Regions from separate parts of the Homo sapiens genome. Here region 2 is linked to region 1. A link is a loop called in an ENCODE intact Hi-C map of the cell type or tissue named here. Cell type or tissue: MCF 10A. All regions are shown on one strand. Links, peaks and the distances in the headings refer to the core of each region. The heading gives the core; the rest is flanking DNA.

Region 1 (16,060 bases), core at 4,490-9,489:
AAAAGAAATATTTGCAGGGTTTATTTATAGGTGCTTTTTTCCCTTTTCTATTTTATTGAGTTGGGTTTTTTTTTTTAACCACAATAAAAAAAATTTTTTTAAAGAAGTGAAGCATAGGTCAGGCACGATGGCATGCACCCGTCATCCCAGCATTTGGGGAGGCTAAAGCTTGAGCCTAGGAGTTCAAAACCAACCTGGGCAACATAGGAAGACCCCCGTCTCTACAAAAATGAAAACAAAAAAATTAGCCAGGCATGGTGTCATTCGCTGGTGGTCCCAGCTACTCAGGAGGCTGAGGTGGGCGGATTGCGTGAGCCCGGGAGGTCAAGGCTGCAGTGAGCTGTGATTGTGCCATTGCACTCCAGCCTGAGCAACAAAACGAGACCCTGTCACTGAAAGAAAAAAAAAATGAAGCATACCTTCCAATTCTATGGCTAGCTTTGTAAATATACTATTGGTTTCTAATGCTAGACTGTCTCTGCTAAAAAGGAAGCTCCTCCCCTTACAAGGCCCAGGGACAACACCTGTAAGCAACTCCCCTGAGCATAACTCACTGCACTTAGGGTTCAGATCATGAGGAAGGACCAACAGGTTTTTCTCCTCAATTTTCAGAGTTGTGCAAACAACAATTTGTTGTAACAAGAACCGTGAAGCCCTGCAAGAACCTAGTACCTTGAGGGCAGAGACTGAACCATCTGTGGATGAGACCTTATGCCCAGGACCTTACAGGCACAAAGATCGACTCAGAAGGGGTTTGGTGTATGTCCAGAAGGATGGCGGGAGAGGAGCTTCTCAGCATCCAAGAAAGTTTCACATAGCTAGCAATGGTTTTACTGAGTTTTAAGAATTGTTTTATTGTGGCTGGACACAGCCTCAAGCCTGTAATCCCAGCACTTTGGGAGGCCAAGGCAGGAGGATCGCTTGAGCCCAGGAGTTCAAGACCAACCTGAGCAACATAGTGATACCCTGGCTCTACAAAAATTAAAAAATTAGTCAGGTGTGGTGGCATGCGTTTGAGGTCCCAGCTATCCAGGAGACTGAGGTGGGAGGATTGCTTGAGCCTGGGAGGCCGAAGCTGCAGTGAGCCAAGATCACACCACTGCTCTGCAGCCTGGGTGACAGAATGAGACTGTGTCTCAAAAAAAAAAAAAAAGTTGTTTTATTGAGACTTAAGTACCCAAATCTTAAGCGTATAGCTGGATAATTTTTAGGTGTGTGTGTGTGTCATATTGTGTGTGTGTGTGTGTCTTGTTACCAAGATTTGGAACATTCTAGTACTGCAGAATTTTCTCTCTTACCCCTTTCTAATCACCTGCCCACCTTCCCCACCCCAGGTTCACTATTCTGACATACAAGCACAGATTGGTTTTGTCTTCTTGAACTTGATATAAATAGGATTTATATCAAGTCTTTTGTGTGTGGATTTTTGTTTAACCACCCCGCTGCTGACTTTTTGTCAGAAGAACTTGAACAACTATTTAATCTCTGATGGCAAGGTTGGACCATTGGAATGAGGTACTCTGGAGGGAATACTAAAGACACTGGAAATTCAGTAACTTCTAAACATTTAGCAGGTGAGGGAGGGGAGCTGTGGGCCTTTGCGTGTGTGTCCCTGAGTGTACATACAGATGGGTTTTTTAATCCACTCCTTTGATTTTTCTCCAGCCATCCTTGTGATCCTCAGTGACTTTCATGGTCCTCGTGACTCACACTTCAAGGTTTAACAAAATAAATCTTTTTAACATTTCATAAAATGTTAATGTGATTTAAAGTAGCCTTGTGGCATTTTAGCATCTTGTATGAATTATTTACAGTGGTCACAAGGTGAGTTATATTTGTTATTTAATTCTGCAATTCCCGTGTTCAAAGTCTGTTATTATGCAGCTTTCTTACCTCTGTGGTCCTCTTGGAAACCATTCCTTCACCGATACGGTGTGATTCAATCTGGAATTAAATGTTAATGTCCGTGTTTTGGATTGACAAGGAGCCTTAAGATGGCCTCAGTCTCAGAGGGGTTTATACGCAGATGTGTCCTTTTGCTACAGACTGTGATATAGACTGTGACCCAGACAGGGCCACCTCTCTCATATGGCATGTGTCTTTGATCATAAAAGGGAAAAATGCAACAGAAGAGTTTGGATGGTTCTGTGCAAACCTGTCACCACTTTAGAAAAATGATTCAAAGCATAAGCACTGCAGACAGTGAACTGCTAGCATTGCTTTTGAGGAATGGTTCAGTTACTTTAGAAAATAAATAACTTGGCCAGGCACAGTGTCTCACGCCTGTAATCCCAGCACTTTGGGAGGCTAAGGCAGGTGTATCACCTGAGGTCAGGAGTTCCAGACCAGTCTGGCCAATATGGTGAAACCCCGTTCTACTGAAAGTACACAGATTAGCCAGGCATGGTGGCGGGCACCTGTAATCCCAGCTACTCGGGAGGCTGAGGCAGGAGAATCACTTGAACCTGGAAGGCAGAGGTTGTGGTGAGCTGAGATTGTGCCATTGCACTCCAGCCTGGGCAACAAGAGCAAGACTCTGTCTCAAAAAAGTAAAATAAATAAAAGAAACAACTTGCATCATCACATATCATTTTCTTTCTTAAGGACCTTGAGAATTAAGAGTAGGGAGTGAATGAATGTATAAAACAGTCCCGTGTTGATAAACTGTTCCAACAAGTTGGATTGACTAAGCGTGCACATGGTTCTTTTCAACGTTGCTATTGGAACTTAATTTTACTCTCTTCTGTAATTAATCTAAGAGCTGTGGAAATAGTAGACTATTTTAATGGGAACTTTGTGTCTCTCTCACTGAGGGGGTGGGACCCTGATGTCTCTTGAGCCCTGAGGTCACTGGATATAATTCTGGAAGTTGGAGCCCGGCCTTGTTCATCTTTGTATGCCAGCACCTGGCATGACAGTAACTCATGGCAAAATGATCTTGAGAGATGTGGCCAGAGTCGGCCTTCATCAACATTTTGCAGCAAGTTGTCTCTGCACTTCCCACCTGCACTGTGCATGCCCTTGTCCTACTCCCTCGGGCCTTCTTCCCTGCCCTGACTTCCCAGTGCAGTCCTGTGTCTCAGGCCCACTGCAGGTGGGAGGTTGTGCTTGATCACTCCCCAGGTCCTTTCTTGATAACTAGGGTCTATGTCCAATCCTTCCTGGGTGTTAACTGATCACTGCAGTGTTTAATGTGGTCCTTTCCTTTGGAGAGCCTATAATGGCAGAATGGCAGGCAAGTTCTTGTAGCCACCTGTGGCACAGTATCTTCAGTTGGGAGGTGCACCTGCCGTTGGGGTTGGGGAATGGGATGGTCACCTGCCCTGCCACCCATCCCTTTCTCCAGACCTGCAACAGTAGCCTGAAAGCATTTCCTCAGCTTGGCCTGACGGCTGTACCTTGCCCCAGCTTCTTTCTAGGGGAGTCTGGTAAGCAGCCATCATTTCACATCCCTTTACTTCTCAGAGGGAGAATGAGAGATTTGCCCTGCTGTCTTGACAGGCTCTTTCCTGAAACCAGCCATGGGAATAAGGTGGAAGGAGTGGGGTGGGGAATGGGAATTGGCAGGTCCTGGCAGGTCCTACTTGACTTCCAAACCAGTGGATGAAAGGCTTTACAGCTCAGATACCCAGAAGGACAGGTGGAGGTCTCTTTTAGGAAGAAGCATTTCCTGTGAAGCCAAAGCAGAAGCCTGGTTGAAATTGACTCAAACTTGCATCGGATTTTCCCATGAGTCTCATTGACAGCTGTCTAGAGAAGTGAGTCCTGCAGGCCAGGGCTTCTATAGCATGCTTTTCTGCTAAAACTTGGCACTGGCCTTTCATTCCCAGTGCTTTGTTCTAGAATCATGGCTGCTTTTCTTTTGCCACTAACTCAGCCACATTAACTTCCCATGCCCACACCCCCCGGGCAGACCTCATGAAGCTGTGGAGCCATCAGCAGTGGAACCATGCCAGTTCCCTTTCTTAGAACCTTACACCTGGCACTGCCAAAAAAGAACAATACAAAAGAACAACCACGCCCCAAACATTTCAAATTCTGTGGAATTTAAATCTTAAGCTTAAATTCCAACTATACTTTCAAATTACTTTGACATGAAGGAGGATTTGCAGTAATACAGTGTGCTTGTTGGACCATTTAAAACAAATATGTTTTCCTTTTGATATCCTAGAAAGCCAGCAGCTTGGAAATACTTCATTCTACCTTGATTGACTTTGTTGGTAAGAACAACGCACCATCATCAGAAAGTTCCTGGTTGTGTGTGGAGTTCTTCGGGCGGGGCTAGCTCTGATGAATAGTCATTTATCATGCCCCGGGCACCGGTGTCAGAGCTGGGACACAAAACTTGTCTCTACCTCTTATTAATCATATATGCCTGGGTACATTACTTAACCTACCCAAGCCTCAGTTTCTTCATCTGTACAATGGGGTTTAATATTAGAACCTACTTTATGGAGTGGTTGTGGGGATTTATAAATATTTATAAACATATGCACGGGGCTGCCTAATATTAAGGAATCATTAAATGTTTGTTGTTGTTACTATTTAGACAGGCCTGGTGTCTAGATTCCAAAGGTTTTTCTCCCATCCAAGAGAGAATGATTAGCCCTTGAAATGGCAATTCATGTTCTAGTTCTTTCTTATGTGAAGGTGGAAATGAACTATTTCCAGGTAGGCAGATCAGTGGTCTTCCTGTTGTTGGCAAGACTTACACCTCAATTTACCAGTCTGTAAATGGACCCGGCCAAGTCAATGACACGTGGATTTTGAGTGTCTAAACCAGTTGTCTCTCTATGCCTTTAGGCCTCACTGCCTCAGGTCCACTGGACTAGGAAGACTCCAAGTTTGGCGATGTGACTATCTGGCACCCCCACCCCTCCCACAGCAGGCACTGTTAGAATGAATTCTGTTGGAGGTGACTCCCCACTTCCTGGAATCAGCCAACAACTGCATTCACTTAATAAGAATGGCAGTTTCTGTCACCTCCAGGGTAGACAAAAAAAAGAAACAGAGAGAGAGAGAGAGAAGAAGGAAGGAAGGAAGAAAGGAAGGAAAGAAAGAAGGAAGGAAGGAAAGAAAGAAAGAGAGAGAGAGAGAAAGAAGGAAAGAAAGAAAGAAAGAAAGAAAGAAAGAAAGAAAGAAAGAAAGAAAGAAAGAAAGAAAGAAAGAGAGAGAGACAAAGAATGGCAGCAGTTGCTCCTCTTCTGCTAGGTAACTTGACCAGCCTTGGCAGCTTCTATGAGGGCAGCTCATTGTGGTACCCTGGGTGGGTGGAGACTGCAGAGGTGCCAGGGTTGAACCAGAATGTCCCAGCTGCCTCCTGAGTTCAGCAAACTTGGAGAAGGGAGGTCACTTCTCTGGTCTCAGTGAGGGTGCTGGAGTCACATGAGTCAACATGTAGAAGGGCCTATTAATAGCCAATGATCAGGGCCAGGGCCATGGCTAGGTGAGGCAGATAAGGTGTGCAGAATTTAAGGAGGCACTCATACTTGCTTCCTTAAGTGGCACTGCCCTGACAGTGAGTGCCTCCTTAAGGTTTGCCTCTTCAGTGCTTTGCCTGCCTTACGTAGTCCCCACCCAGCCAGCCAGGACTGTAGGCTTTAGACTCAGAGCCAAACTGCTGCTATAGTTGTCTGCTTAGCACCCTTCAATGGTGCCCCATCGCTGCTAGTAGTAGTTGTAATATGCTATCATTGATAATATCAACAATACTAACAGCCAATATTGATTGACTACCTGGCACCATTCTAAGCACTTTGTAGGTATTAACTCATTTAGGCCTTACAGGAATTTCATTATTATCCTGTTTGCAGATGAGGAAAGTGAGGCACCAAGAAGCTAAGGAATTTGCCCAAGGAAGCACATCTGGGTGAGTGGTAGTGCCGGGAATTGACCCTAGACAGTTTGATTCTAGAATCTGTACTCTTCACCACCACACCAAGCTGCTAAGGTGTGCTGGTCCCAGTGGGTGAAGCCCAAACTCCGTGGCCAACAACCAAGCCCTTTCCCACTTCTCCAGCCTCCTCTACCCACCCAAACAAAACTCTGGCCAAATCAAACTCCCCAGAGTGGCTCCAAGGAAGCCATGATTTTCATATCTTGGCATCTTTGCACCTGCTATTCCTTCCATCTGTCCTTCCTGACAGTCATCTCACAGTTCCTGGTTGGCACACTCATATCCATTCTTTTAGACCCATCTTAAGTCATACGCCTTCTGTGAAGCCCTCCTTGACCACCACCCCCAGATGGTTGATAGCAGACCCTCAATGTCTTCAGAGTACCTTGAAGTTCCCTGGTGTCCTAAAATTACTATTTGGGTCTAATGAACAGACAGGCAAATGTTCATTCAATGTGTGTGAATTCAACACTCGCTCCCTGCAGGGAATAAAGGTTGGGAGAAATCATTGCAATGGTGTGTGTGTCCCCTTGGGGTGGATATGAGGTAGGGTATAAACTTGCCAATCTGCTGGACATCCTGGGGCTCCCATGGTGTGCACATCCACAATTTAATGAAACGTATTTTGCAAACCTGGCCCCTAAAAGCATATCACGACTTATCTGATGCTCAGTCTGAAAAGCAGGGATCTGCTCCATGGATGGAGGAAACACCAGCTGCTGGACTTGTTGAGAATGGAATGTTGGTCTGCAATGTGACCTCTTCCTAAGAGAGGACAGGGCTATTTTGGCCATAAGTGGAACCTGACTCACATGCAAGCCGTGACTGAGCAGCCACAAACTTCTTGGTTTCTGAGTCTGCCTCCCTTGGCATCCTGGGCACTCCTCCAGGGCACCATGCATCTTAATATGTATCTCCTGGTGCCTAGGCTGAGCCCAGCCCTGGCTGGGAGCTGCTCAGTCCATCTTCCTTGGACAGAGAAGGTGAATGAGAGCCGAGTCCCACAGGCAACCACACCCAGAATTGAGGCAACTTGTTCCAATTCGTCTACAAATTTTAGACGGGTTGCCAGTTATTTTGCCAGTCTTTTAAACTGTATTTGACAGATCTGGGAGAAAAATGACTTCCGGTGTTTATCACCTGGAATTCCCTCCCCTACATTAGTTTCCCTTACTAGAATCGAGAATTGCAAAGAAATAGGATGGCAGGGAGAAGAAATAACAGGGATGTGTGATATGGTGATTAATGAATGGTGAATCATGAATGATGATTAAAACAAATGGAAATTCTTCCCCCAACCCTGCCTGCCCAGGAAGGAGCTGGTGAGGCAGATGCTCACAAAGGTGTCCTAATAAGGAGAGGTCAGGAGGCAGGAGAGCTGAAGAAAAGAGCTGTGTGTGACTCAGGAGCCCAAGCCTGTGCCTTGTAAGCTTTTCCAAATGCCCTAAGCCCAGGAGCCCATGCACTGCTCTAGTGAAAGCTTGGATGCCTTTCAGCCCATAAAGCCTCAAAGTCACACCAGAATCTGGAGCATTTCTAAGTTTCTCTGAACCTGGGTAATGATTTTCTGAAATATTAGACCAATGAAATACCAAATTCCTGGGGAGGCAAAAGAAAGAGATGTGATCCAAGCATTTGTGATCAAATGAGCTGACAAGTTACTCTACTTAAGCAGTGGGGATTTTACCACTGTTTTTATTGCAGCGAAATAAATGCCTCCAGAGTGGCAGAATTGGTGGGGGTCAGGAGAGAGTCCACATTTCAAGTATGTACAAGGTGTTGAATCATTATCTTCTTGCTCCTGTTCACCCCTTCTAGCTAACTTATTTATCAGTTAGGATGAGGGGGATCATTAAAAATGACAGCCATGTGAGTGATGTGTCCTTGGCTGTGACCCTAGAAAAGAGCCTATAATATAAGTCATCTCCTCCTGTTGGAAAGGTAGCTAAATTCAGCTTTGCCTATCATGTGTCTTTAGCTTAGTTGTTTCCTCTGAACTATGAGCTGGACACCAGGTGGGGGATTACTCAAGCCCAAATTCTCTGGTCTGGTATACCAAAGAATAGTTACAAACTACAGCTGGACAGTAGAACGTGCTGGGTTGATCATCTCAGCCAGGGCAAAGAAACATATTAAGACGTTAAACATCTACCAGGAGTGAGTCATTTAACCCTCGTAAGGTTTCATCTTCCTTGATTGCAAAATGAGTTTGTGTGAAAGACCATAAATAAAAAATAGAAACAACAGAAGTAGCATTAGTAATTCATGAAGGAAGGACTGGTATATTCAACGCTTAGAGTTGGAACAATGGGCTCTCCATATGGAAAAAAAAGTAAAAGCGAATCCCTACTTCTCACCATGGACCAAAAAAAAAAAAATCCCTACGTCTCAGCATAGACCAGTACAGATTCCCAGAGCCCTTGTTATACCTACTAGGGCTTAGAACTTTATCACAGACCATTTGTAGGCCCTTAGTCTAGGCTATTAATTCCCTAAGGGCAGGGACTCTGGCTGTTTTTATCATTAAGTCATTTGCACCAAGTGTGTCCCTAGAATAGATTATGAACCCAGAAAATGTTTGTCGAATGAATACATCATTTCCAAAATTCTTTAAAAAATGAATTTCTAGGCCAGGTGCAGTGGCTCACACCTGTAATCCCAGCACTTTGGGAGGCCGAGGTGGGCAAATCACTTGAGGCCAGGAGTTCAAGACCAGCCCAGCCAACATGGTGAAACCCCCTCTTTACTACAAAATACAAAAATTAGCCAGGCGTGGTGGCACACCTGTAGTCCCAGCTACTCGGGAGACTGAGGCACGAGAATCACTTGAGTCCCAAAGGCAGAGGTTGCCAAGATCACGCCATTGCACTCCGGCCTGGGCAACAGAGGGAAACTCTGTCTCAAAAAAAAATTTCTAAAAGAGATTATACATTTTTCTGGCTGGGCACAATGGCTCACGCCTGTAATCCCAGCACTTTGGGAGGCTGAGGTGGGTGGATCACCTGAGGTCAGGAGTTCAAGACCAGCTTGGCCAACATGGTGAAACCCCAGCTCTACTAAAAATACAAAAATTAGCTGAGCGTGGTGGCACATGCCTTTAGTCCCAGCTACTCGGGAGGCTGAGGCAGGAGAATAGCTTGAGCCCAGGAGGCGGAGGTTGCAGTGAGCCGAGGTTGCGCCACCGCACTCCAGCCTGGGCAACAGAGTGAGATTCCGTCTCAAAAAAAAAAAAAAAAATACAGATTATACATTTTTCTTTGACTGTCATTATAAAAGAATACCTTGCCATATACCCAGAATTATTTTGGGTACTAACCTGGCCAAACAACAGAGAAGAACTGAGTGGAGAGATTTTGGTGAGATCAGCTTTGGTCTTCTCTGAATCTAAGTTAAAGAGATTTAAAATATTACATATACCTAGGCTTCCCCCAAAATATTATTAAACCATATTTTAACTGTGGTAATGATTATTCTTTTATTAATTTATTACATGCCTACTTTGTGTGAAAACATGATCTTTTGAACACTTTTTCTTTTTATTAAGGTATAGCTTACATAAAATAAACATCATCAATTTTAAGTGTACAGTTTGATGAATTTTGGCATTTGTATACAAGGTGTAATCACTGCTATCGTCAAGATACAAAACAGTCCCCTCACCCTGCACGGTCTGCTTTGCCCCCTGGTACTCCATTCCCTCTCCCCATCTCTAGCCTTAGGCAATGCAGCTCTGCTTAGCGTCTAGCACTGATTTAAAATAATGATCATAGGGGCAGGAATTTTTAAATAAAGGATAAAAAAGCTGACAGAAGGGGAAATGGGAATAAGAAAGAAATTGGTAACATAGCTAGATGGGCTGTAGCCTCAGATTGGACTCAGCTTCACTTGCTGGTGAATTAGCCCAACTTGGAGAGACTGAGGGCTCCAAGAATTTTTTTTACAAATAACACAGTTAGACGTTTTCATGATTACAGAAAAAGAACACAAGAGTTGTAATATACAGCTCAGATATAAACCTGGCAACTGGGTTTCTGAACATAGATCTGGATTCATTTTTAATCTGACATCTTGAGGAACTCCTCAGCCTCAGAAGATTCTAAATGGCCACACTGCTTGAAGACCAAGCATTTGAGCAAATAAAACTTCTGCCCCTGAGAATATATTCTCTCTCAAGCTATTAATTAAAAGATGCATAGTCCCTTGTTCTTGCCAGGATTTATTAGCCGAAAGTAAAATATGGGAATGGTAGTATGTCTATGAGAAATTAAATGCGGTGAAGACAAGCACACAGGGACTAATAGTTTTATATGGAGTTGTTTTGGGGCTTAAAACGTTTTGTCTCCTCGTGGGGATCAGGCACTGCCTTGGTCGTGGGGCTACCACTAAAAAATACGGGCAAGTTCCTGCTGCCTCCTGTAGGAGCTCACGGACATCAAGCGCAGGGTTCAGGAGGACTGAAGTGGTGGGGGGAGGGGAGCACTTTAGGTGGGCTGGTCAGGGAAGGCCACTCTGAAAATGTGACCTTTGTGCTGAGACCGGAATGACAACAAGGAGCCAGCTTTTTCTAGAGAAAGCACTTTTGGTGTCAGGACCAGCATGTGCAAAGGCCCTGAGGTGGGAAAGAGGTTGGTGTGTTCAAGAAAGAAGGCAAGACTGGCCTGAACACAGTGACTAAGGTGGAGAGGGTTACACGCAGAAGCCAGAAAGACAAGAAGTTTTGCCCCAAAAATGGAAATCTAAGCACTCTTGCAGTCATAAAACTGGCCATGGCAGTGCCCTGGTGCCCAGAGAGATATGTCATTTCTGAGCAGTAGTTGGGAATTCTTCCAGTTACAAAGTCGCTTCCTACTTACTCAGGTAATAGTCATAGACTCAGAGCTGGCAGGGAGTGTAGAGTTATTCTAGCCCCACCCCTTCATTTTACAATGAAGGAACAGAGGCCCAAAGAGGGTAAAGTTCATACCTGAAAAACCATTCTAAGTGAGGTCAAAAGGCAAACGATAAACTGGGGAAAATATTTACAGTTCATATAAGGTTGGGAGATCAATTTCCATACTATGTAAGGAGCAGCTGGCCAGTGGGGTTGGAGCAGAGTGTAGAATGGAGAGAGAGGCACAAGAAAAGGGTGACAGAAATCCAAATGTGTGATCACATACAGCTGCTGAGCTGTGGGAATACAGCATGCTCACTCATGGCAGCTGGCAGAAGTACATCCAGTCTTGTGCAGGCTAGCAGTTATGGTAAAATTATAGCACATGGCTCGTCCAACACTGAAGAGGACTCAGATGTCATTCAGCAGGTGCATGGATAAATAAATCATGGCCTATTCTGTCAATGGAATAGTACTCAGCAATAAAAAGGAGGAAACTACTGACCCATGCAGCAGCGTGGGTGAATCTCACAAGCATGCTGAGCAGAAGCAGCCAGCTACAAAAGAGAAAGTACTATAGGCTTCCATTTGCATGAAGGTCCAGAGCAGGACAAACTCATTGACAGTTTTCTAGGACTTGGAGTGGAGGTTGACTGCAGAGGGGCACTGAGGGAACTTTTGAGGGTGAGGAAAATATTTGTATATCCTGATTGTGGTGGTCACATGAGTGTATACATTTGTCAAAACTCTCAAAATGAGTGAGTCCTTTTTAATGTGTGTAAATTACTGTCAATAAGGTTGATTTTTTAAAAATAAATTTTTACAAGGAGGGAAAAAAGAATAGATGGGAAACAAAAGCTTCTGATTAGATTGCTATTCATTCACTAACTGTTTATCAAGCACCATTTGTGTGCCAGCACGATAACAGATCCCGACCAGCTGTTTGTACCAGAACATGGTGCTACATGAACTGTGAGCCCCTAGGCTCCCTCCACAGGATTTACCTACAGACGATCTTCCCATCATCTGCTGTTCCCAGGCCATCAGCTGCCCGGAGACTCATAATCAGAATCCAAGATAGGGCAGGGGCAGTGTCAGCTAAGGAGAAAGTGGCTCTCCCTTCTTGGTCTAAGAGCACTTAATCAATCAAGCAAAGCAAATGGGAAGGAGATTGGGCTTGTTTGTGAACCAGAGCCCTACTCTGACATTTGTACAATTCTGTTTAATAACCAACCCCCACCTCACTTGCTTGATACTGTTTGCTCAGGTGTTTTTTCTAAACCCCAATCTGAGATAATAGCATTGTTTTGCTCTAACTTTCCAAATTCATTGATATAATATGATTATATCTAATTTCTGCAAATGTTTTTCTAGCCCCCACTACCATACGTACATACATATGTATGTATGTACGTACGTGTGTATGTGTGTATGTGCTGGGCATATAAAGCACCCAGGGCAAGGGACAGCAGCTCTTTGCAGATAAATGTGTCTCCCTATGATGGATGGTTTCTGTGTGTAGACTTTGTTCTACTGTCATGTTGAGAAAAGGTGTGGTGGTTACTCTGGTTGTTATTTAATACTGCTCAGATGGGATATCTAACAGCATACTGCTCAAGACATCTAGAATGTGGTATAGTGTTTTCAATTTGTAGAAAAATTAATAATCCAAACAAGAAACACATGTCAGTGACCAGCTGGCAGCATCCTGGTTCTTTTTCATTGCTAAGGTCGGAACTGTCATTTTGCACCACCCTTCTTCTCAGAAAAGGAGGGAAGGAACAAAGTTGTCATAGAGGACATCCTCTCTGAACCAGATTGGGGTCGGGGACCACAGCAGTTTGCAGACCTAAATCATCCTGCTTACTTCATTTTCCTTCCTTCCTTCAGAAGCTTTTGAGATTGCTCTGCCACGAGAAAGCAACATTACAGTTCTCATAAAGCTGGGGACCCCGACTCTGCTGGCAAAACCCTGTTACATCGTCATTTCTAAAAGACATATAACCATGTTGTCCATCAAGTCTGGAGAAAGAATAGTCTTTACCTTTAGCTGCCAGAGTCCTGAGAATCACTTTGTCATAGAGATCCAGAAAAATATTGGTAAGTAGACACTTGTGAGCTGTTTGACAATGTCTTTTAAATGTCTCTACACCTCCCTGACTGTCTTTCCCATGCTAAGTCAGTCTCTAATGCTAGAGAGCTAAGATCTATTCTGAAACTCTACAGTTTTTTAATTTAGCTCTGATGTGGCCAGTTAGAGTTCTAAATGCGTTACACAGCTTAATTTGTTTAATCTTTAAAACAGCCCTATGAGAAGTTCACAGAGAGAGGAACTTGCCTAAGTGGGCACAACTAGTAAGCAGAAGATCAGGAGAAGAACCCAGGTACTGTGGCTTTCAAGTCTTTGCACTTAGCCACTGTGCACATAGGCTCTTCAGGCAGCACTACAGAAGCCCACAAGCTACAGATCTTCAGGTCTGTGATGCTCATCCTGTGTGCTAAAAATATCTGGCTGATACGGAAGACAAAAGAATCAGAAGGTTGAGGAGAGGCCGGGCGTGGTGGTTCACACCTGTAATCCCAGCACTGAGGAGGCTGAGGTAGGCGGATCCCCTGAGGTCAGGAGTTCAAGATCAACCTGGCCAACACAGTGAAACCCTGTCTCTACTAAAAATACAAAAATTAGCTGGGCATCAAGACCAGCCTGGCCAACATGGTGAAACCCTGTCTCTACTAAAAACACAAAAATTAGCCAGGGGTGGTGGCAGGTGCCTGTAATCCCAGCTATTTGGGAGGCTAAGGCAGGAAAATCACTTGAACTCAGGAGGCACAAGTTGCAGTGAACCCAGAACACACCACTGCACTCCAGCCTGGGTGACAGAGCGAGACTACGTCTCAAAAAAAAAAAAAAAAAGAAGTTGAGGAGATAAAGATAGAGCAATTGATCCATAAGACACAGTGGAAGAGACGGCTGCTTTGGAGAATGATGGAGTTGGGTTTGGCTTCAAGCTCCAGGGCTACTACTCATGTGACGTGATCACATGACTTTAAGCAAATTATTCAACTGCGTAATGCCTTAGTTTTCTAGTCTATAAAATAAGGATTATTGTACCAAACAAGAGAGTTGTGAGGATAAAATAAAATAATGGATTGAAAAATGGATGACACATAATACTTAAATAAACTATAGATATTTGGTTTTATTATTCATAATTTGAGCTTGGGATAGAAGATTGACATAGGAAATAATAATAATTAGGTAGGGAAACATGCATTTATAATTTCTCAATCATTTTAAGGGGGCCATGTCAAATAGGATGAATAGATGTATTAACAAGAATAAGAGCACTATTTGTCATCCAATCAAAGCCATACCTTAGGAAGAAGGAATTCAAAAGTAAAAGGAGAAATTGAAGTATTAGAAATCAATTTTAAAAACTACACTTAATGACTAATACCAAGACCTAGTTCTCTGCAGACTAATTAAATAGACAAATCCCTGACTAGTCTCATGGAAAAAAGAAAGAAAATACAAATATACAGCATTAAAGGTATAAAAATGGACTTAACAATATATACAGAGACTATTTCTAAAATTGTAAGAGACTGTGTATAACGTTTTCATCATAAATGTGAAAATCCAAAGGAAGTGGATGATTTTCAAAGAAAATTTAATGGGCTGGATTGACTCATGGAAAGGTAGGAAAACTGAATAAATAAATAACCAAGGAGGGGATTGGAAAAAATGCCCGAGACAGGGGAGAACAGTTTGGGTTAGTTAGAGATGATTTTACAAGTGAGTTCTATAAAACTTCAAGGAGCAGATAATTTCTATGACATTCAAACCATTCTAGAGACAGGTTGGCAAACTTCTTTCAGATAAGGTCCGATAGTAGGTGTCTTAGGCCCGTGAGCCAGGAGGTTTGTATCATGTCACAGCTCCTCAACTCTGCTATTACAGAGTGAAATCTGCTGTAGACGATATACATAAACCACCTGGCAAATCAGTTAATGTGATGCTTTGCATTATTAGGTTAGAGAGGAAAAAACTACATATGATTATCTCAATAGATGATTTTAAATGTCTTTTTTTTTTTAACGGAACACTATGGCTCCTCAACTCTTCTATTACAGAGTGAAATCTGCCATAGATGATACATAAACCACCTGGCTAATCAGTTAATGTGATGCTTTGCATTATTAGGTTAGAGAGAAAAAACTGTATATGATCATCTCAATAGATGACTTTAGATGTCTTTTTTTTTTTTTTTTAACAGAACAGTATGAACATAGATTTTAAATGTCTTTCATAAAACACTCTTAGTAAATCAGGAATGGAAGGTTATTTTCTTAATTCAATAAAGAGCATCTATCAAGAACTGATAGCAAATACCATATTTAACTATCAGATATGGCAGCATTACCAATAAAACAGGCAATAACATAAGGAGGCTTATTATGCATGCCCTTGGTCACCATTATTCAGAATCTCTAATTAAATATATAGAGATTATCTTAATAAGTACATAAAGTATACGAAGCAAAATATAAAATTCTGTTGAAAGACAAAAGAGAAGACTTAAATAAATGGAAAGATATGCCATGTTCCTTGATAGGAAAAATAAATATTTTTACAAACAATTAGCCAGGCGTGGTGGCATGTGCCTGTAGTCCCAGCTACTCGGGAGGCTGAGGTGGGAGAATCACTCAAACCCAGGAGGCAGAGGTTGCAGTGAGCCGAGATTGTGCCATTGCACTCTAGCCTGGATGACAGAGTGAGAATTTGTCTTAAAAAAATTTAAAAAAAAAAGAAATACTAAGTATTTTTAAAGTGTAAATTCTCCCCTATATTAATTTATCAATTTAAGTCAATTATAATTAAAATTTTAATGAAGCTTTTACAGAGTTAAAGAGAACGTTGATATATTTAAGAACGCAGTGGAATGGTGTGTTGCTACTAAGAGAATGAAGTAAGTTTGTGTATTTGACATAGAAAGATGCCCAAAATAGTTTTGTTCCATTAAAAACAATGCAGCTTATAGTAGGACAATAGTTTATATAGTTTGATGCTACTCTATTAAATACACACATGTGCACATGCACACTTACATACATGCACACAAACATGCACACACAATCATACAGAACCCAAAGTCTGGAGGGATAAACTCCAAAACTCCAAAATTCTAACTTTATACTACTCTATAGGGGATGGCAGAGGGGAACAGGTGACATTTTCTTCTTTCTACTTTTCTGTACTTCCCCGCCCCACCCCACCCCACCCCCACCTTTTT
Region 2 (16,060 bases), core at 7,056-12,055, 59 kb before region 1:
AAGTGAAGGTGGGGCTTCAATGTGTGGAAGTGGAAAAAAAGGGTATTTGCTTCAGAAAGACTTCTTTTGGTAGCAAAGAGAAAAAGAAAACTAACTCAGACTATTTCATAGAAAATAGGTTTCCTATAGGAAATACATGGACTAGAGTGAAAATGAGAGATTTGGCAACTGAAACAATTCCAGGAGCCTGACCTTCCCTTAACAAATTTTTTCCTCCCTTTGCAGGTTTTCTCTACTTTCCTCTCTGCTCCCACTCTGCCATACAGTACGTGTTTGTTTTTTGCTTTGGGCAAACACAGACTATGGACTATGTGCCAGGTACTATTCTAAGGGCTTTAAGCAATTTTAACTCATGTAACCCTCCTAACAACCCTGTGCAGTGGGTATTATTATCATCCCCTATTTTACAAATGAGAAGTGGGTGCAGAAAGGATAAATGACTTAGCCAAGGACATATGGCTTGTTGTGGTGGGGCCAGGATGCAAAACGAGGCAGCTCAGTTCCAGGGCTCTGGTCACACTCAGTGGCTCTGCCACCTCCTGCTTGGTCTCATGACAGCTGAGGCAGCCTGGTCAATAGCCCAGGATGTGGTCTGATGGTAAAACCTCTTCCCAGCAGTAACAGTGATTAGTTGTGCTAATCCGATTTCCTAGCTCTCAAGTGTGGACAAAAAAGGCCAGTGGATGGAGGGAAGAGAGGAGGGCAAGCCCACAGCAAGTCCCCAGCTCTAGAGTGGAGAGTCCTCGCTCCTTCCATCGTGGTCCCACAGGTATTCTACACTGATCTGGCCTTGGTAGACCTAGTTCTGTGGTTTCCTAGGCCTGGATCTTAGGCTTCCCTGCCCTCCTGAGCATGAGGATCTTTGCAATAACTGTGCTCACTCTTAGTTGAGGTAGTTTGAGGGAGTTTATGTTTCTTGGAATCTAGAAAGCCCCACCTCTACTCTCTACTCTGTAGAGCTCAGAAGGACTACTAGTGCTGGCTTGGTTTTTAACTCACTGGGTGAACTGGACAAATCACTTCCGTTTTTTCTCTGCCTGGTTTGCTCTAGCTACACAAATGCAAAGACCCTCGTGTGTGGTTAACTGGAATAAGATATAGGTGGAAGGGGATGCACTGGATCTTACAATGGCTCTGGCATGTAAAAAAATATGGGAGGCAGGCCGGGCGCAGTGGCTCATACCTGTAATCCCAGCACTTTGGGAGGCTGAGGCAGGGGATCACGAGGTCAGGAGATTGAGACCATCCTGGCTAATACGGTGAAACCCCGTCTCTACTAAAAATACAAAAAATTAGCCGGACATGGTGGCGGGCGCCTGTAGTCCCAGCTACTCGGGACGCTGAGGCAGGAGAATGGTGTGAACCCGGGAGGCGGAGCTTGCAGTGAGCCAAGATCACACCACTGCACTCCAGCCTGGGCGACAGAGCGAGACTCTGTCTCAAAAAAAAAAGGGAAGCCAAGCACAGGGGTTCATGCCTGTAATTCTAACACTTTGGGAAGCTGAGACCATAGGATCACTTGAGGCCAGGAGTTCAAGACCACCCTGGGTAACAAAGTGAGACCCCAATTTGTAAATTTTAAAAAAATTAGCCAGGTATAGTAATGTATGCCTGTAGTCCCAGCTATTCAGGAGGCTGAGGTGGGAGGATGGCTTAAGCCCAGGAGTTCAAGGCTGCAATGAGCTACAATCACATCACTGCACTCCATCCTGGATGACAAAGGGAGACTGCATCTCTTAAACAAAAAAAATCAAGGGAGAAAGTATTATTATAAAGACTGTGAAATTGGGTAGCTCTTGCTAACCACCATTCATGCTTTAAAGAGAGAAAATAACAGGCCAATGACAAGTCATCATCAGTTCAAACTGTGAAAGTCAGAGGGCTTCCTTGGCAGTGGTTAAAGGCATAGTGGCTCCTCTCTTATAGCCAAAAGGCAGACCGTGCTGAAGGGCAGCTTTAGGACCCAACTGTAAAAATAGCAGAACTTCAGAGCGTTGATTTCTCAGCCCCATCAAAACCAGAGACGCGAATCAGACCTACCCAAGTGCCATCACCCCATAGTGGGAAAGCTGTCCACTTCTCCCATGAGGGAGACTGACCATGAGACATCAAATGACCTTGTTGCCAGAACTGCCCATCATGAGCTGGGTAATGTCAGACCCACCAGTTGATAAGGTTGGCAGGCCCAGCAGCAATTCTTCAAAGATGGAAGCCGTGGAGGCAGGATCAGGTGTACAAAGGGCAGAGCGCACGAGTGGGCCATGTGATGAGGTGGCGGCCCCACATGGCACCATCACTGTTGCACCGACATCTCTCCCTCCGCCCACCCCTTTGGCCCCACAAGAAGTTCCTATGACCTGCTGACACAGGATGGGAAAAGTCAGAGCTTGGTTCATGCGTGAGTTGGCTTGATATGTGGGTACCAGTTGAAACGGATTGCTGCTGTACCACAGCCCCACATGGGTGACCCTGAAAGGCAGCTTGCAAGGAAATCTTCCTGATGGGCCGGGCTTTGGATGAAGTGCACTGGCCCTCCGCTTTGTGTGGAAAGAGAGGCCTGAAATAAGAATATACACAGATGCACGAGCAGTGAGGAATGGCTGAGCTGGTTGATGAGGGGCCTAAACTAACAAGATTGGGAGATCAGGGACAAGAAGATCTGGAGAAAAGGCAGATGGTGGATCTAGGAGAGTACGCACAAATTGTGAGGATCTCTGTGTTGCATGTTAATGCCCATCAGAGAATATCTGCTGCAGAATAAGCACTAAAGGATGGGCACTGTGGCTCACCCCCATAATCCAAGCACTTTGGGAGGCCGAGGTGGGTGGATCATCTGAGGTCAGGAGTTCGAGACCAGGCTGGCCAACATGGTGAAACCCCATCTCTACTAAAAATACAAAAATTAATCGGGTGTGGTGGCAGGTGCCTATATTCCCAGCTACTCGGAAGGCTGAGGCAGGAGAATCACTTGAACCCGGGAGGCAGAGGTTGCAGTGAGCCTCGATGACATCACTGCACTCCAGCCTGGGCAACAGAGTGAGACTCCGTCTCAGAAAAAAAAAAAAAAAAATAGGCACTAAATAACTAAGTGAACAGGATGACTCCACCACTAGACATCAGTCTTTGTCCTCAAACACTCAGTGTTTGCACAGTGGGCTCATAAATGGAGTAGCCAGGGTGGCAGAGATGGAGTCTATTCAGAGGCCTATAGCATGGCTCACCTCTCACTGAGACTCCTCTAGCTCTTGTTGCTGCTGAGTATCCTACCTGCCAGCAATGGAGATTAACTCTGAGGCTCCAACATGGTATTATCCCTTGAGGAGACCAAACGACTGCTTGGCGGGAAGTTAATTACCCAGGAAGGACAGCGATTAATCTTGTACAGGATTGATACATATTCCAAGGATGTGTCTTCCTTGCCTGCCTGAAAGGTCTCAGCAAGCACAGCAGCCACAAACAGCCCTTGAAAATATCTATTGCAGGAAGCCCAGAAAGGAAGCACCAAGGTGATTTAAGGGACTGTTCTTGGGGTTGTGGGGGAAAGGAAATAAAAGGAAGCTAAGATCTGAGATCCCAGAAGATCTTAATACTGACTCAAGACTCTTTTGAAAGATGTAAACTCCAATAGAGCATATGGATGATTTGTTTGATCCTTTCTGGGGCTTAAGCCAAGACCCTATCAAGCAATTAAGTGGGAGACTGTGCTTATGAACAGCTCTTTTGAAGTAAGGCAGATGTTCTCCTTGCTTCTCAGAATAGTTTAGGCCAAAGCATTTCGTGGGCATAAATTAGCCTAATATCAGTGTCAATGCTCTATTTCAGCTTACTCGTGAAGACCTGGTCTTTGTGCTGTAAGCAATTAAGAAAGACAGAATTCTTAAGTGTATTCCAAGGAAATGTAAAAACAAAGTGTTCAATGCACACTTATGTATATATATTATGATGTTCATAACAAAAGTGTAAAAACATATATGGGAAAGATTGAAACTTACTTTGAGGTAGTGGTTTTCTGGGCAGGCAGGAAGAGAAATGTGTCTATGTGTGTTACTTCTTATTTCTGAAATAAAATGACAGTATCTGAGCAACTGCAGCAATAAGTTAACTTCTGTTAAATCCGAGTAAGTGGTACCTAATTTTCTCTATGTTCAAAATATTTTATAATTTAAATTAAGAAAAAAAAAACCTAAACTTGTAGATGGAAATCATTAGATTAAAGGAGTCTTTCCCAGGGGTGGGTATAGTAAGCCCCTTACAGAGGATGACTTGATGACTTTCTATAGATAATAGATGTTGGGGGGTTGCCCACAGCACCCAGAGTCGTCTTTGCTTCACACAAATCTGACCATATTTGTTCCCTGCTTAAAAGCTTTCCATGGCTCCCCATGTTCTTCAGGATAAGCTGATGCCCTTTTGGCCTGGCAAACACAGTCCTTGAGGATGGTTCTCCAGACCTCGGGAACAGCCCCTCCCACCATGCTCCCACATGCACCACGTGCCCCTAGATCCTGAACTCCCTGGGCTCTGAGCATGCTCTGGCTCGCCTCTGAGATGCACACATACTGCTCTGACTAGGCAGTCTCACCATCAAGGCCAAGATATCTCTATCCTTCAGCTTAGACGTCACTTCCTCCAGGAAGCCTTCCCATCTAGAACTTTGTGGTTGCTTATGTGACCACCAAGCATCCATTCACCCTCCTTCCAGGGATATCCCCCAATTTCACTAGAAAACCACATACTTACCCCAGTTTCAGTCCATTTGCTGAAGCAAGGCTGAGACCAGACCTACTCTAGGGATGCAGTGTGGGGCTGCCCCTGGGCTCCCTTGATACACAGTGATAGCTTCAGGAACTGAGGACAACAAGACTCAAGGCCACTTTTGCTGAGTCAGAAACACCTGCTGAGAGACATGGGAGACTGCTGCAGCCTTCTAGCGATCCCAGGAGAGAGCCCACCTGAGAGTGGAGTGAATACGAAGGGAAGAAAGACAAACAACAGGTCCCGGCAGCATTCCACCCTAGTAAGAGTGCACCCGACGGTGGCCTACCCTGGGATGCTCATGTTATTTAAGCCAATTATTCCCTGCACCATGCCCATGCCCACCTTTTCTGTACACATTTAGTTAGTCTTCCTTACCCAAAAAAGGTTGGGTAAGTACACTTGGATAAGTATATCCACCCTCCTGCCTCCCTGCAGACCCTGGGTTACCCAAGCTCTTTGGGTGGTCCCCTGGGAGTGGTACTTTTTTTCTTTTCTAAATCAAACTAAATGTGACTCTGTGTCCCTTTACCTGGAGGATGTGCAGGAGCAGTCATTGCCACACTTCCTTTGGATTCTACCAAAATTTCAGAGTGTGTGTGGTGCCGAGAAAACAGGGAGAGGGCCCATCTTGGTTCCTGATGGGCACAGGCATCACTGTGGCTCCTTTTGCTACCCGAGACCATTGTCAAGTGCTTCTCCCCAGCCCTAACCTGGCACTGCAGCTCCTGAAGACCAGAGATGCCCATCACAGCAGGTCTGCACAGGGAGCCACCCCATGCTGTTGGGTTCCCCACACTCAGTGCCCAACCTCACAGCCACGCTGGAACCAGCTCCCCATCCCCGACTTGGGCCATGGACACTACCAGACTCATTCCTGGGAAGGAAGAATGGCCCGAGTGAGGCTCCTCACCAGGTGAGCCTTATAGCAAATGTGTAATGGAGGCAGACAGTTGGAGTTTTTTCTTTGGAGGGGGCGGGATGAGGTGAAATCCACATAACATAAAATTTGCCACTTTTAAATGAACAACTCAGTGACAATGAGTTGTGCAACGATCACCTCCATCCACTTCCAAACATTTTCACCACTCCAGAAGAATCCCTTACACATTAAACACTTACCCTACCACCTATCCTCCCCCTAGCCCCTGACAATCACCAACCTCTCTGTCTCTATGGATTTAATCCTATTCCGGATATTTCATTACATTGGAATTGTGCCATGTGTGGCTTTTTGTGTCTGGCTTCTTTCACTTAGCATAATGTTTTTTAGGTTCGTAACGGTTTTTAGGTTTGTAGCATGTGTCAGAACTTCATTCTTGTTTATGTCTAAATAACATTCTATTTTACAGATAGACCACACTTATGATCCATTCAGCCATTGATGGATACAGATGGGGTTTTACTTGACAAAAACAAACAAACAAAAACTGTTTCTAAAGTTTTTTTTAGTGAGCCACCAATGTTTTCATGTCCCATGATTTCATTTAGATGTCCAGTCACACTTCAAAAATCAGATTCTGGCTGGGCAAGGTGACTCACACCTGCAATCCCAGCACTTTGGGAGGCCGAGGTCGGCCAGGACTCCGAGTTCAGGAGTTTGAGACCAGGCTGGCCAACATGGTGAAACCCCGTCTCTACTAAAAATACAAAAATTAGCTAGGCATGGTGGCAGGTGCCTGTAATCCCACCTACTTGGGAGGCTGAGGCAGGAGAATAGCTTGAACCTGGGAGGCAGAGGTTGCAGTGAGCCGAGATCACACCACTGCACTCCAGCCTGGGTGACAGAGCGAGGCTCCATCTCAATAAACAAAGAAATAAATATAAAATAAATCAGCTTCTGCAACCTGGGGCCCAGGGCAATGCTGAGGAGAGATGTGCAGCAGTGACCCCTTGGACAGGACTGGACCCAGTAGCTCTCCCTTTTCCTCCTCCCTGGCTTGTATTCACAGTCCCCTGCCTGGCCCCTCCGGGTACCCTACAGTCCTGGCCAGACCCTTAGAAGAGAAACTCAGGGCAAGGGGGAAAGGGCCTTTTCTTCTCTCCTTGCAAGGTCAAGACATAATTAATAGAGATCTCCATGAAGATCACCCAGCCTCAAAGCCACCAAAGCAGCCTGTGGGTGGGGACACCATCAAGTCAGTAGCCTGTCTTCTTCAAGATAGGGCCTCCCTGAGAGCAGGGACTGACATTGTGGCTAGGCCCGGCCGGAGGTCAGCAGTGCCCTCATCCATCCTTCTTATTGTGTCTTGTCCTCCGTCAATTCATGCGCAGGCTGTGGCTGTACACCAGCTTCCTTCCACACACACACGAAAACACAGCCATACTCAGCATGTCATGATTTCCTTAGGTCTTGCTTGAGTTTGTGGAATGAAACAGAAAGTCCACTTCACAGGGTGAGGGAGTCTTCCATGCCCCACTCCTCCCTTCCTTGGCAGCACCTCTCTTTCAGTTCCCCGCTCCTCTCCACTGATCCCGTCTGGAACAGTCCATGGGCTTGTCTCCTTCCTGCATCAGGCCAAGTATCACATCTACCAAGCAAAGGTGCTTTCTTTCCCCCCATGCTAGTGACTGGGAAAGTAAGAATATGTCCACATTTTTAAGACAAAATTTGCTGAGTGCACTTATTTGAGAGGGAAGAAGGGTTAGAAGCACCTGGAAAGTGGAGTTTGCAGCTCAGGTCATTATTCCAGCTGCAATCTCTCATTCTGAAGTGACCACATTAACCCAGGTCCCAAGAAACCAGGTGAGCCTTGGCAAAGGGACAGGGCTTCCCTAGGAGCTCACTCTTCTCCTGCAGACCCAGACAGGCCCCTCCACGCTTCCATTTATTCTCTTCCCTTATAGGACAAGGACAACATTTAGGAACCCCAGTGAGCATCAGGCATTAGCTAATTAGTGATCTTCACCAGTCAGAGATGTAATACTCAGCAGTAATCACAGACTCAGAGATGCACTCATTGCAGTTCAGTAAGTTTCAGTTTACTTTTTCAATAAGGACAGGAAATTGTCTGCCCTACAAGGGTGGGCAGCGTTTGGAAGCAAGCCCACGCTGTGGAGTTAGGGGGCCTTGAAAGTTCACCAAGTTCTGAAACGGTAACTTTTGAAGAGTGCTCATGTGTCTATGATTTAGTTTCCAAAAATGCACCTAGCAGGGCCCCAAATGGCTCCTTATTGCCCCTGCAGAATATAGTCCCAAGATCCTCATCCTCATCTTCCTGGAAGGCAGAGGGGAGCTGAAAGCAGTGAGGACCACACACTACCTGGTCCCTGGTCTCTGGAGTACTCACATCTGCATCTCCCCAAAAACTCCACAGGAGACAGAATTCTCCCTATGTTACTTGGGAGGACTGGAAGCCTCCAAGGTGGCCAGTGACTTGCCCACAGTCTTCCAGCTGCTATGGGCCAGAATTTGTCCTGTCCCTAATGCCAGCTGGGGGCAACTGGGCCAGGGTTTTGTTTTGCAGGCAATATCCTCCAGCCACCTTTGATCTGGGCATAAAAACCTGTTGGTAGTATCATCACTTTTGTGCCTCATGTTTTGAAGTCTAGTGTTTGAGGGGGGCTCTCTCTCTCTCTTTTAGGTGAATCCCATTTGGGGCCCCTCCAGAAGATGGACTGAGCCTGCTCAGAACTCAGCCTCTGCTTTCTGGCCCCAGCCCCTTAGAACTGGAGCTCTGTTTGGAAGAAAAACTACATGTCCATAGAGCGAACTGGTGCTGGTAATTCCTTAATGAAAACCAGAAATACGATGCAAACACCCAGTGGGTTAACCCATTCTGGGGGTGGCTCTGAGCCAGTACTTAGGGCTGGGTGCATAAAGACCCCCCGGACAGGGCTTCTGCCCCGCCAGGCTTCTATCAGAACGTGCAGCCATCGCAGTGCCAGAGGCAGAGGAGCTTACGCCAGCACACAGGAGAGGAGACAGTGGGATTCAGAGCCCCACTGCCCTCCACCCCAACCCCAGCACCCATTCTACAGGTGAAGTGGCTCAAGTGACCTGCCTATGTCACCTTGCTGAGACTGAAGAGCAGCTGCTTAAAGATGCTGGGAAATAAAAAAGAAGGAAGCCAGATTCTTTCAACCTCAGGCAGATGTCCTCAAAGGCAGATCCAAAACTAAGAACTTGATGGCCTGAGTGACTGGGGTGGCAGATATCCTGATGGCCCTAGATCCAGCCCCTAGTGCAGGGCCTGCACTTCATAGGTCCTTAGTACACGGTTGCTGGTGGAATGTTCAAATGAAAGAGGCCTTGAACTTTTGTGGCTGAGACTCTTCCCAGCCTTCATATTAAGCTCCACTGTCATCTTTTTCTTTCCAGATTCCCCAGCTCCCCTGGGGGCAGCCCTCCGCCCTAAGAGAAACTGAGAAGTGCATGAGTCAGCACATTCATTCTCTGCCTCACCTCGCCTGCCTGCCTGCCTGCCTGCCTGCCTGCCTGCCTGGGATCAGAATTAGCCAACACCCATTCCAAACACACTGGTTACACCATCCACCTCCACCCAGCTCTGCCTGCAAGGGTGGCACCTGTTTTGCCACACCCTCTCTGCAGCTTTAAACCTCCCACGGAAGCACAGAAACAGATTAACCTGGCCCACTGGAAGCACCTCCAACTCTCAGGAGTCAGATAAGTGAGGACTGGTTTTTACGGTGCTTACTTCTGAAACGACTGGAGGCTGCTGTTTACAATAAGAAACAAAGAAACAATCCACTCTCAAGGCCTGGAATGGAAGAACAGTAACAATGTAATGAAGTCCATGCATGTGCCTTTGCTTGGCAGCAGGCAAGAATTCCTTGTGTCAGGAATCCTGATTTAAACCAGGCTGGGTGGGTTAAGCCTGTAATCCCAGCACTCTGGGAGGCCCAGGCGTGAGGGTAGCTTGAGGCCAAGAGTTGGAGACCAGCCTGGTCAACATAGCAAGACCTTGTCTCTACAGAAACTAAAAAAATGAGGCAGGCATGTTGGTGTGTTCCTGTAGTCCCAGCTACCTGGAATGCTGAGGTGGGAAGATCTTTTGAGACCAGGAATTCGAGGTTGCAGGGGGCTATGATCATGCCGCTGCACTCCAGGCTGGGTGACAGAGCAAGACCCCTTCTCAACCAATAAAAAAAAAAAAAAAGAAAGAAAGATAAAGAAAAGAAGTCCTGATTTAGAAAGAATACTATAATTTACACAAAATCTTGTACTGAGCCTCCTAGGAAGCAAGGGGGAAAATGGTTTATGCTGCTCTCTTTATCAGATGTTAAAAAGCATACCATACCTTCTCAGGCACCAAAACTCTTAGCAATTTTTTTCTAACCTAGAGAAGGGCTTCAAAAAATAAGTGTGAGGCCGGGTGCGGTGGCTCGTGCCTGTAATCCCGGCACTTTGGGAGGTCAAGGCGGGCGGATCACCTGAGGTCAGGAGTTGGAGACCAGCCTGGCCAACATGGTGAAACCCTGTCTCTACTAAAAAATACAAAAATTAGCTGGGCGTGGTGGTGCACGCCTGTAATCCTGGCTACTAGGGAGGCTGAAGCACGAGAATTGCTTGAACCCAGGAGGCAGAGATTGCGGTGAGTAGAGATGGCACCACTGCACTCCAGCCTGGGCGACATAATGAGACTCTGTCAAAAAAAAAAAAAAAAGGTGGAGGGAAGAAGGGAAAGCAAACTTACTCCTAGCCTTGATACCTTCACTACTAAACACTAATCAATTATCAGCTGGGGAGAGCATCAAATAAGCATGGGCACTGGCATCCATGGAAAGTTTTACAACATATGCAGAGTTATTTTCCCTGTGATGGTTTCAGAATCACCTGTGAAGCCTGCAAAAATGCAAATTGCTGATCCCATCCCCAGACCCACAGAAATGGAATCTCTCAGGGGATAGACCCTGGAAGCTGCATTTCCTTTGTATTCCCCACGGAATTCTTGGGCATCCTAAAGTTAGAGAACTGTTCCAGAACTTCTTTACGCTTGAAAGGGAAGCTGCATTTCAACTTGGACCCTGGGAGAGTAGCTCCCCTTTCCCTCACTACTGTGACTTTGAGCAGCCAAAGAGGATCCCACTCCCAGGACCACGCCAGCTCTAATGAAACTAGATGTTTGTAAATCAAGCCTGCCCACATTGCAAACGTTCACCCCACCCCGCCCCGCCCCACCCCGCCATCCCCACTGTGTTAGTCCCAGTCCTCTGAGAAACAGAGATTAAGAAAGGATTAAACAGGAAAAGATTTTGTTGGAGGAAATGCATATATGACAGAAAGTAAGAAGGAGCAGACCAGGCTACAGTGTGAGTCTGACCCCAAAGAGGGTCACCAAATTTGTCAAATAGCCAGGATAATCAGGTAAATATGAATTTCAGATAAACAACAAATAATCTTTTTAGTATAAGAATATCCCATGCAATGTTTGAGCCATACTTACACGAATAATTCTTTGTTTATCTAGTATTCAGATTTTCCTGGGCGTCCTGTGTTGCATCTGGCAACCCTGACTCCCAGTGAAGGAGAAAGGCAGGCTGAGTAGGAGCACCCTGGACTGCTGTGCCGTCTAGGGGAGGTTCAGTAAAGTCATCGGGGAATCCTTGAGCCAAAGGTAGGGGAGGAATCCCCCAGCTTCCAGGCTCGGGCCAGCTTTAGTATCCCTGCTGCACTCCGTCTTGACGTCAGCACAAGCCAGGGGATGGATTCTAGAGCCAGGGGGGCCCTGGGCCAGCTGTACTGCCGTAACTGGAGGCCTGCGAGGCAAACCCTCATGCCACCACACCCCAATGCAAAGCCCAGAGTGGCAGAAGGCTCGGCAGAGGCTGCCAGTGGTCACCTGTGTTCTAGCCTCAGCTTGACCTCCTTGAAACTAGGTCAGGAAAAACCACCTCTCCCCCAGTTTTCCCAGCTGGCTCACAGATACCCTAGAGAGATAAATGAGGTGATGAGACTAAGTACTTCTTGGTCCTCAGATCAAAGGTTCTGTATGCTGAGCGCTGGATGAGTCTTTCATGGGGACTGGATCTTCTGGTCAGAGACACTCTGCCTCACCCCTACAGAGACACCTCCAACTCTACTTGGTGGATGTGGCCAATTGAACCTCTTTTCCACAAATGTGAACTTCTGAGACACCAAGTCCCACAGGTCTCAGAGCATCTCTCACCCATCCCTGGAAATGGAACTGAGATGCTTGAAGAAGCCGAGAGGAGATTTGGAGGGCAGAACTGGCCAGGAGTTCCAGGCCTGGGCAAGAGGTGTGCAGCATGAGAGTAGGGGAGCGTCCCCTTGAGTGGCAGAATGACACAGGGGTCCTTAATCAGCAGCACTCCTGAGGCCATCTGCAAGCCGGGGAACAGCTGTATAGACTGTGGGGTTTTAAAACAAACCCTTAATTTGTCTGATACATCTCGCTTTATACAGTGGGACGAATTCCCCTTGCCTTAAGTGTGGGTGTCCTTAGTGACTTGCTTCTAACTAATAAAATGTGCAGAAGAGGTGGTGTGTGATGTCAAGATTGGGACATACAAGGCATTTTGGCTTCCTACTTGCTGTCTCTCTTGGGCTTCTTGCTCTGGGGGAAGCCAGCTGCCAAATCATGGGCATAATCAAGCAGCCCTAGGAACAACACAGTGGCAAGGAACCGAAGCCTCCAGTCATGAGGGGTGTGAGTGATCTGCTTGGTATTCGATCCTCCAGCCCCGGTTGAGCCTTTAGATGACTGCATCCCTGGCTGATAACTTGACTACAACTTCACGAGAGACCCTGAGCCAGAACCACTCGGCTAAGCTGCTTCTGAATTCCTGACCCACTGAAACTGCGGGATAGTAAATGTTTGTTGTTTAATGCCACTACAGTTTGGAGTAATTTGTTATGCATCAATAGATAACAAATACAAGCATTGCAGTTACACATTCAAATCCCAGCTCCACTCACCTGCTCATGTCCTTGGGCAAGGTACCTAACCCCTCTGAGCATCAGTTCCCTCTGGCTGCCCCCCAACAGCAGCCAGAAGACACTGTCTGATCCTCATATCCTGGAGAGAACTCCAACCTGGCCTCAAATACAGCCAACTAGGGTGCCCTGCGGGCAGGGGGCCCTTCCAAGGCCAGCCAGTTATCTTGGGGAGAGAAACTAGGTCATGTTTTCTTCCAAACATCTTCTGTCTTACACCTGATGAAGGCTTTCAAATGTAAACGTCAAGATTTTGTCAACTTTATTCTCTGGCAAAGTCATGAGTCCTGGTCCCAGCCACCTGGGCTTGGCGAAGGACCTTAGAATACAAGTGTGGAAATTCAAGTTCATGCAGATCTCTTCCAACCCCTTTCACAGCTGTGTGGTCCCTCCCCAGCTTCTTTGTGTTTGCTCCTTGGGACCGACCCCTCCAAGACCTGGGCACCACAGCCACTGGGCCCTTGTGGAGAGTCTGGGAGTTTTACATCCCCGCTCCACCCCCAGCAGCCTGTGGCCAATAACTGACTGCTGTCAGGGACAAACACCAGCTCCTGTGCCTTCAGGCAAGACAAACCCAGAGCTCCCCAGGGACCTGGCTGAGGCTGTCCCTTCTGAAACCTTCCCCTGGCCAGGCTTCTCCCCCTTACCTCACTTGCTTTCTCCACTCCCTCCCTTACTGGGCTGTCCTGGGAAGACTCCCTTAATAAATTGCTGGCACCCAGCCAGGCTCTTGCCTATAATCCCAGCATTTTGGAAGGCCAAGGTAAGCAGTTCGCTTGAAGTCAGGAGTTCAAGACCCGCTTGGGCAACATGGTGAAACCCCATCTGTATTTAAAATACAAAGATTAGCCAGGGATGGTGGCACATGCCTGTTATCCCAGCTACTCGGGAAGTGTGGCACAAGAATTGCTTCAACCAAGGAGGTGGAGGCTGCTGAGATGGTGCCAATGCACTGCAGCCTGGGTGACAGAGTGAGACCCTGTCTCAAAAAAAAAAAATTGCTGTCACCCAAATTCTTGACCTAGGTTCTGGGGGAATCTGTCCTGAGACTGGGGGAGCACACCGGTTAGTACCTCCAGGGTGTTATGCCAAGAGTTATCATTATAGGACACGTGATATTGAGTGGGGCTGTGCCCGCTGCCTTTAGAGCCAGCTGTCAAAAAAGAGTATTGTGTGTGCCAAGTTACAATTGGAAAAACTGAGAAATTGTACCTTCAGTAGGTGGTTAAGAGATCAGTCCAAGCCTCACAGGAGAGGAAAGTGGGGGAGCTGGGGTCCTGCCTCAGATTATTACTCCAGAGCCACGCTCCTGGTACACAGTGCACCTCACGGCTTCCCGGATCCAGGCAGGTTAGAAGCTGTTTGCGCTTGTTTGTTTTTTTAACCCAGAAACATAAACCCACTTCTCTGATTACCACTGTGACCACAGACATTCCACAGAAGAGGCAGCCCTCCATGCCAGGACCTCCCGGGCAGATGCTGGAGGCAGTGGCGCCGCCTGCTCCCTTGGCAGTTGGGCCTGGTGGTAAGAGGTGACTGGTGGTGATGCTGGAACCTGGACACTGTTCCCCAAAGGCAGGGCCAAGAAGAGTGCTTTCAAATGACGCCACAAGCTCCAGCTCGCACACTCCCTGGAGGGTGTTCTCACTAGAGGCAGTGCCCCTGCTGTCAGCTGTGTGGCCTCTCTCACGTTTTGTTCTCCAGTGACTCTGAACACACAGGGCAGCTTCACCCCTTTGGTCTGTCCTCAGGCTGGCTCCCTTGTCTGCAGTGACTTCTCCACGCTTCGTCTTGTAAACATTTCCTAGATCATTTTTCATGTGGATGGCAGTGAGGCGTAGTGCTTAAGGGCTTGGGATCAGACCCTGGAATCCTGCGTCTGGGGCTCTATTTCAGGCTCTGCTGCCAAACAAATGTGTGAATGTGGGCAAGGTATTCAACTTCTCCTTGTTGTTCTTGTATGTAAAATGGAGCCAGAGACACCTTGGAAGGCTGCTAGGAGGACTAAATAAGATAAATTAGATGTTAAGCACTTAGCAGACAGCCTGAAACATAAAGGACAGTGACCTATCTATCTATCTATCTATCTATTCTCATAAAATTCTATGGGTCAGGCACTGTTTTGAGGTCTGGAGACACTGGGGTAGATATGATGTAGACAGGGCACCTGAGACACAGGGAAAGCTCTTTTTTTTTTTTTTTTTTTTTTTGAGACGGAGTCTTGCTCTGTCTCCCAGGCTGGAGTGCAGTAATCTCGGCTCACTGCAAGCTCTGCCTCCCTGGTTCACGCCATTCTCCTGCCTCAACCTCCCCAGTAGCTGGGACTACAGATGCCCGCTGCCACACCTGGCTGATTTTTTGTATTTTTAGTAGAGACGGGGTTTCACCGTGTTAGCCAAGATGGTCTTGATCTCCTGACCTCGTGATCTGCCTGCCTCAGCCTCCCAAAGTGCTGGAAGGGAAAGCTCTTAATGTTTTATGTATATATGTATTTTTGAGACAGGGTCTCACTCTGTCACCCAGGCTGGAGTGCAGTGGCACAATCACAGCTCACTGCAGCCTTGACCTCCCAAGATCAAATGATCCTCCCACCTCAGCCTCCCAAGTAGTTAGGGCTACAGGGCATGCCATCTTGCCTGGCTAATTTTTATTATTTTTTTGTAGAGACAGCATCTCACTATGTTGCCCAGGCTGGTTTCAGACTCCTAGGCTCAAGCAGTCCTCAGCCTCCCAAAGTGCTGGAATTACAGGCATGAGCCACTGCACCTGGCCCTTAATATTTTATTTTTAACTGATAATGATTAACTTGTTTGTACCTTACGTAGAGTGGTAGCACGTGGCTCGCAAGGCAACATAGTAGTGCCTGGAGTTAAGAACTCAGACTGCTTCTAGCTGAGAACTTCACAGGGAATGTTAGGTTCAAATCCCAGCTCCTCCCTTTCCAGCTGAGTAACCTTGGAACGAATCTCCAATTTACTTCCCAAGGCTACTGGAAAGACCAAAAGGTAGTTTGAACAGGATAAAGCAAGTGCCATACAATCAGCAGATGTTAGTGATGGACAGGGGCTTCCTGGAGATGAAAAAGGTGCGAAGAACTGGCTTTGGTGGAATGTCAAGCCCAGGCAGGCCAGAGGAAGAGCTGCATTTGGAGGTAAGGGGCCTTCCCAGTGAGCTGGAAAATTAAGTCCTGGAGGACCCAGCTTTGACAGTCCTGCATAAAGCTGATTTGGGGCTTGGTCAAAGCTCCATCAATCCTGAAGGCAAGAGGCCCTATGGAGGAATAGAGTGAAGAATTCTTGATAAAATAAAGCGTGCATTCAGGAAAAGCTGTATCTGGAACTATGCCAAACACTTACATATTTTATAGCAGCTCATTTACAATTACAA

Evidence for each region. Peaks named below come from ENCODE experiments on the same cell type or tissue, not always from the same donor. Only the 100,000 strongest peaks of a DNase experiment are listed, where the experiment ranks them.
Region 2: it touches region 1 in a loop (2.1-fold over the local background); 10 of 110 quality-filtered maps call a loop at or near these places.

Annotation. Positions count from the first base shown.
Region 1 is chr3:45,115,218-45,131,277 of GRCh38, reverse strand. CDCP1 (CUB domain containing protein 1) reads left to right here. Exons shown (of 9, transcript NM_022842.5): 2 at 12,657-12,866. Among named protein-coding and RNA genes, the nearest start is that of CDCP1, 23 kb to the left of the region's middle. RefSeq lists a silencer at 2,738-2,982 and enhancers at 6,300-6,799, 6,800-7,301. In MCF 10A, for the core only: no CTCF peak of the experiment used is centred there; DNase peaks (open chromatin) are centred at 5,437, 6,737, 7,247 and 8,027.
Region 2 is chr3:45,176,562-45,192,621 of GRCh38, reverse strand. No RefSeq gene overlaps it. Among named protein-coding and RNA genes, the nearest start is that of CDCP1, 38 kb to the right of the region's middle. In MCF 10A, for the core only: no CTCF peak of the experiment used is centred there; a DNase peak (open chromatin) is centred at 9,191.